2 separate regions of the Mus musculus genome follow, and region 1 is linked to region 2. A link is a contact called in ENCODE Hi-C or POLR2A ChIA-PET data. All regions are on one chromosome and are shown on one strand. The core of a region is the stretch at or near the end of the contact, and the rest is flanking DNA. Distances in the headings are between cores, read along the strand shown. Region 1 holds the start of Taf1c (TATA-box binding protein associated factor, RNA polymerase I, C). Region 2 holds the start of Mbtps1 (membrane-bound transcription factor peptidase, site 1).

Evidence for each region. Hi-C counts contacts between places; a loop is a spot of excess contacts on that map. ChIA-PET counts read pairs that join two places held with the same protein, here RNA polymerase II (POLR2A).
Region 1: a loop to region 2 is called in a map of gastrocnemius, with 10 times the contacts of the local background. The contact joins the promoter of Taf1c here to the promoter of Mbtps1 in region 2. A Hi-C loop is called at or near these places in 10 of 37 maps with a recorded cell type or tissue (CH12.LX, T-helper 2 cell, gastrocnemius and 4 more). POLR2A ChIA-PET finds 5 or more read pairs at or near these places in 4 of 5 experiments (Patski and embryonic stem cell).

The regions. Positions count from the first base shown.
Region 1 is chr8:119,603,498-119,606,789 of GRCm38, forward strand. It overlaps Taf1c (TATA-box binding protein associated factor, RNA polymerase I, C), which reads right to left and starts at 1,709. Exons shown (of 15, transcript NM_021441.3): 1 at 1,638-1,709; 2 at 743-881. The coding sequence starts at 880.
Region 2 is chr8:119,557,028-119,560,386 of GRCm38, forward strand. Mbtps1 (membrane-bound transcription factor peptidase, site 1) reads right to left here and starts at 1,734. Exons shown (of 23, transcript NM_001167910.1): 1 at 1,619-1,734.

The DNA of each region.
Region 1 (3,292 bases), core at 459-2,958, 46 kb after region 2:
TGTGCAATCCCTGCCAATTAACTAACTCAGTCCTCGGGACAAATGTGAAAAGGTGGTCACTTCGCTAATGAGGAACCCTGAAGCATGAGGCTGCCGCCCTAGGTGACAGAAGCAACAAACAGGCATGGACTTGAACCCAGGCAACCGACTCCAGAGTCTGAACTGAATTCTAAACTTCATTCACAGCAGCTTTCAAAGGAAGCGCCTAAGTCATGACTGCCTACCCACAACCCAATGAGCTCCAACTTCCTCAGCTATCTCCTCTGAGTCCTGCCATTCAGTGGGCACCCTTGTCCCAAGGACCAAGAACTCCCCTCCCCCAACACCCTCTCTTTGACATGCTCTCCTCAATGTACTCAATACAAGGCTGCTAGAGATGGACCTCCCAAGAGCAGAAATCCTGCCCCTGGCATTCCACTAATTCAGGCAAGTCAAGGCCACACTATAAAAGGTCTGCCCGTTGGTGTACAGTCTCTCACCATAACTGGAAGTCCCTTAGGTGGGGTTGCCTGACTTCCTCATGCTGGGCTCCTGGGCCTGTAAGGACCCCAACACATAAACACCTGCTGAACCCAGGGAGAGGGAGCGAGGAAAGAGGAGCCACAGCCTCTGTTGAGAGACACTGTCTGGACAGCAGGGCAACCGGTGCGCAGCTCAAGTAGCAGCTGCCTAGACCTCTTTTCCCAATAAGTGAGCAAGGAGGAGGAACAGACCAAGGAAAGGACCCTATTTCCATCCTCACCTTGCAGTTCTGTGGCTGGGACCCTGGCAGGGTCAGTGCATCTCTCCAGCTGCACATGAAGGACAGGTCAGGGCCATCAGTCATGCCAAGTGGACCGGCCTTAAACAATGAAGGGCGCAGGGTGCCAGGGAAGTCCATCCTGGAGAGAATGTATCTAACGTTACACACGCCTTCATTAGGAGTCTCAACAGTGCACCAGGGTTCTCAGAACACAGTAGGGGAGACCACTACAAGGTAGCAGATAAAGACCAGACTATGCCTAATGCCAGCGCGTCAGCAGGGCTGCCCAAGGACTGCTCACTCTCTTGAGGGCAGCCAGACAGATATCTCTGCTCACACCTTGGAAGAGGGGCTGGGGAGAAAGTGATCGCAAAAGGCCTCGTGGCAGGTAAAGTGCCAAAGAGATAAGCAACCACAGAATATACAAAGGGGAGAGTGTGGAGGACCAAGTGATGCCGATGAAGGCTGAGCGTTCATCAACGCGCTGCGCATGACAGTAGCAGGCTGACTTTCTTCCACCCCTCTGTGGACATGGGCTGCGTACTATTCCTGCTTCCCCACTGCCAAACACAGGCTTCTCCGAAAATGCCCGTGGGCTGAATAAATGCAGGAACTCTTTAGAAGCAGTAACTGTCAAGTCAGCCCTCATTTTTAGTAAAAATTAAATCTAACATCCGCAATAAGAGCACCAGCAGAGCACTAGTACCCGCTGGACAAGACGTGAAGGCGCTGAATTTAGAGTCTGAACTGAAAACCGGTGTGTAGTAACCACAAGTGTTCCCGGACCGCCCTCCCTCGTGGCCAGCATCTAGGACGAGCCTCAGCGCTGTAATCGACCAGTCTCTATAGCCACGTGGTCTGCCACGTGCTCTCAGCATTCCCGCAACAGCCTCACCTGACCCCGGGGCCGCAAAGGAGCCAGAGTGCCGAACCTCAACGCCGCCACCCACAACTGTTGGAGCAGACTAAACTGTTTTCCGGATCAGGCCGGAAGTTCGCCCGAGAAACAGGAAGTCCCGCCCCCAGATCATCTAACCGAGTCCTCCAGCGCCACCTGCAGAGCTGAGGGCCAATATGCATGGTCGTGGCGCCTAAGCTATGAAATTTCCATCCTATTTCACAAAAGTGTTGAGAAGCTTGAATTGATCCTCTCAACGAACAAGTGAGCACCTCCGATGAGCCACGCACTGTATTTATTACCCACAAGTCCTAGAATCCGCTTCATAGACACCTCTGGGTGCATGTGTGGCTTTAACAGGGGCCAGGAGGGAATATTAGCTTGTCATTCTCAAGCTAATATTCCTTGTGTGTGCACCTGCGAGTTTTGGGGGATCTGTTCAAACTCGCTCGCATGCAGCGAGTCCTGGGCTCTGCCTGTAAGTTGCCTTGGTCCTGACACTATCGCGTAAAACTTAGGACGCGTGGCTCTGCTGACCACTTGCTTTCCATCGCCTGGAGGCTAAGAATATCTTCAGATAGAATCGAGACAAGGAACAGATTCTCCTGCGTCACTGCAACCTACCTACATGACATTCCCGCCAATGTGTTTGACGACTTCTTTGGGTTTGACTTTCCTTTGTCCTGTAATTATCAGAACTTCATAAATCGGTCTTCATGGTGGAGCAAGTTATTCAGGGAGAAAAATCTGTGTTCCTGAGTTTATTAAGGGATCTCTAAAGGAACAGAACTGATTGAATGAGTATGGAATAGAGGAGATTTTATTAGACCGGCTTACAGGCTGTGATCTGCGTAGTTCAATAATAGCTGTCTTATGACAGAAATGGCAAGGAGAATTTGGTACTGTTCCGTCCACGAGGCTGGTTGTCTCAGCAGTTCTGATCTGGTGCTGTAGTCCTGGGCCATTCCTAAAGAGCCGCCGAGCTTCAGTCTCTGTTGGAATCCTAAAGAAATTGATTTGAATACTGAAAGGAAAACTTCAGCAATGCCATAAAATAAATGGTTTTGCCGGTGAGGGTGAGGTCCAGCAGGCACAAATCATGGTTTCTTTTTCCATTTCTTTTATCTGGGCTGCCACCAGAAGGTGATTTAGGATGGCTCTTCCTCCTTCAAATAATCTGATTAAGAAAATCCCTCACAGGGCTGGAGAGATGGCTCAGCGGTTAAGAGCACTGACAGCTCTTCCCAAAGTCCTGAGTTCAAATTCCAGCAACCACATGGTGGCTCACAACCATCTGTAATGGGGTTTGATGCCCTCTACTGGTGCCTCTGAAGACAGCTACAGTGTACTTGCATATAATAAATAAATAAATAATTTTTTTTAAACTTCCTCACAAGTGTGCCCAGCAGTTTGGGTCCCAGTTAATTTCAAATATTCAGTTGACCACCAAAACTAGCCATCATATGGGGGCATGCTCGTTGGTGTCTATTTGGCTCATGCATAACTTTATTACTATTATTATTTTATTGATTTTTTTTTTTGAGACAGGGTTTCTCTATGTGTAGCCCTGGTTGTCCTGGAGTTTGCTCTGTAAAGCAAGTTGGTTTCAAACTCAGAGATCTACCTGTCTCTGCCTCCTGATAATGGGATTA
Region 2 (3,359 bases), core at 484-2,983:
TAACTCACTTTAGGGAAAAAAAGAAATTGCTAATCATATACAACTTTCTCCTCAAAAGAAATCACTGAAGAGATTCCTTAGAGGAGCTGGGAAGATGATCCATGGAGCACGAGGACTTGAATTAAGTCCCCAAAACTCACACAGAAAGCTGAGGTAGACTGCCCCTGGGACACAGTGGCCCCTTAGTCTCACTCAATCAGAGGCTCCAGAATCACTGAGTCCCTGTCTCAAAAAAAAAAAAAAAAAAAATCAGGTGGAGTGTGATCAAGGAAGCGCGCGCACACACACACACACACACACACACACACACACACAGACTTCCCTTTTGGTCCTCCTAGTCCAAAGATTGCCGACCATCGGAGAGAGAACTGAGTCAGAGAATAAAGCATATGACAGCACCAAGAATGAACAAGATCTGACCAGAAAACATGCTCCTTCATTCCCGAGGGGCGAGGGGGAGGCCTGCCAACACCGCATCACTTTTTAGATAGTAACAGCAAATTGTTGGTTATAAGGGGTGTTTAGAGACTGCAGGAGAGTCCTAATGAGCAAAAGTGCAGGTTCCAGTAGCCACTTCACCCTTACACTCAAAACAAAAACAAAAACCAAAAAGTCCACAAAAAATTAGCTCTGTGGCCAAATGTGTCACATACTGCAAGATAAGACCTTGGCAAAAGGTATTCCACATGAATAGGGGTAACTGTGGGCTATTAAACAACGGACTATCATTCAGCCGTAAAAGATGAAATACTGACTTACGCTACAACCATAAAAAAAGGTACTGGTTTATGCAACAACATAGATGAATTCTGGAAACAAGACACCAAAGGCCACATGCGACTCTTGACCCACTATTCCCAAAAAGCAAACCTAAGGAGACAGGTCCATCGGTGACTAAAATAGCAGACTAAAAATCGGTTCTAACCACAGCAGGGTACCGGGAGTCTGGGGAGTGGTTCTCAAAGCGGGCTGTGGTGCCGACTGAACTGCTCCGCAAGATGACACAAAGTCACAGGGCGGGACCACTTAATACAAGTGACCCTGTGATACATAGGACACTTTATAGAAATCACGGTCTTGCGTTTAAAAAATAACGGTAAGTGGTGTGGCGCTGTACGTCTTTAATCCCAGCGCCAGGCAGAGACGTGAGGATCAGGAGTTCAAAGCCAGCTTGAGCTACTCAGACCTTGTCTTAAATATTAACTTTTTCCCCCCCCGACTAGTTTTGCAGATTTTTATGCTTTTCTCTGTCCGGCTTTTTCATTCGCCTCCAAACCTAGGGGTTGCTAGCGAGGCTGATCCCAGAATGAAATCTTCAAGTGCTCCTCCCGTCCCTTCAAAGCGCCACTCAAAAACACCTACAGCAAATGCGAGTCCGAGCCGCGATGTGCACTGAGCTGCAGCTCGGTTCCCCGGGGCTCGCGACCGCAGGGCCCTGCGGAGGCGAACGGCGCTTGCGCACCGCGGCGCGCAGGCGCAGGCCAGGCCGCCGCAGCCGCCGCCGCCGCTCCGGGCCAATTTCTGGGGAAGCAGCTGCGGTAGCCGGCGGCCCCCGCGCGGGCAGCGGACGGCTGAGCCTAGGGCGCGTCCGGCTCTCGGCCGCCGCCGGCAAACGTACCTGCGTCCGCCTCAGGCTCGGGGTCGGCGGACCCGGGAGAACGGCGGCTCCGCCGCGAACACGCCTCGGGTCTCCATTCGGGGGATGTTTACTCGCAAGTCTCGCGAGACCACGCCGCTGGGGCGTGGGGGGGTTACGACGGCCCGGCGTGCTCTGCGCGCCCGCGACCTGCGTGCGCGCTCCTGACGGCCCGGCACCGAGGCGAGAGGCTGTGCGGAGCTCTCGCGACATTTGCGGTCTTGGGGGAGGGGTCGGGAAGGGGCGGAGCCGAGGGCGAGGCCAAATCGCCCTCTCTGGGTATATATAGGGAACCCTGGTGGTTTAGGTTTCTCCAGGTTTCCTGGCCTGGAAACTCAGGAAGGGTGCGAGCACCTTTGCGCGGCTGAAGTGGGACGGCGCCTATCCAATCTATGTGTTCTCCTGAACTACTCCCATGGCCCCAGTTTATTACTGCTGCCAGGAGGGTGCATCAGCATCTTGAGAAACAGGACGTTTGTAACACCAACTATTTACCATTTGGAACAAACAGGATCAAGGTGAATTTCGTCTGGTAAAACGCACTTGAGCAATTTAGCCACCTGTAGAACGGGCCCATTCTCAGCCTTAGTACTGAGCTGGATCGATCACTCTTGGCCCTGGCACAACCTAAGTGTGCTCGGGGACTGTGACTGAAGCAAACAGGATGGAGGAGACAAACCCTGAGTCCTAGGCTCATAAGCTCACCTTGGCTGCCAAACCTGGTATGGAAACTGGGTTTTGCATTGGGACCTCCAGCCGAGCAAACTCAAGAAAAGGGGATCCGGACCCAGGATTTAGGTCAGGGTATGGAGGGGACCTTGTGCAGCACTCTTGTGTTTTCCCTCAGGTGTTCAGTCAGAAGAGTGCATGTAAGAGGGGACAGTACTCTTGTATAGGAGCCAAGTTTCCATCCCAGAACCTGCTCACTGTAACTTCAGCTTCGGAGGGATCAGGTTTTTGGCCTCTGAGGGCACCTGCACGCCTATACATAATCCTACACAGACATACAAACGAGATTTTAAAAGGGCGGTTCTGAGACAGTAGCCCCACACATTGAAAAGGATAGACCGCATTTATTCCCAGGTTCCAGAATCCTATGGATAACCCATCATTCCGGAAACTCGCTGTGGCAACCCCATTGCCTGCCCACTCTCTGCCCTGAGACTTGAATCTTGCTCTTGGCCTGATGTCTCCCTGCTGATTCGCCACACTCTCCCCAAGGTCTTCTGTCCTTCAGATGCCTGAAGCCCAGTAATTAGAAGACCCTTGCTGGCTCAGGAGAAGCTGGGAGCAATAAGTTGATGTCATAAAGGACCCATTAAGCCTGCATACAGTAGACTTTAGCTAAAGGAGTGCTCAGAGCTGAGTAGTGGACTAACCAGACTGTAGGAAAGAGATGGCTTTACCACAAATGTAATTAAAGTTTTGGTTTTCTGGGTTTCTGTTAAGATCACCACTGATTAGGGACAGGACAAATGGAGACACCCCCGGCCATTAGGAACACTCCCGTATCAAAGACCATGCCTCTGTTAGAAAGTTCAAAGCGGGTACTGGGTCACAACACCATTGAATCCCGGTCCTCATTAAGTCCAGGTTCTCGTATCAGGAAGAGCAATATTCTGCCAAGCGCACATGCTGACCCTGGCTAACAGCTGCCTAGGGGCTGTCTCAGAATAACTAGAGCAATTACTTTCCGTTGTAAATCTCCCACTTCAAACAACCA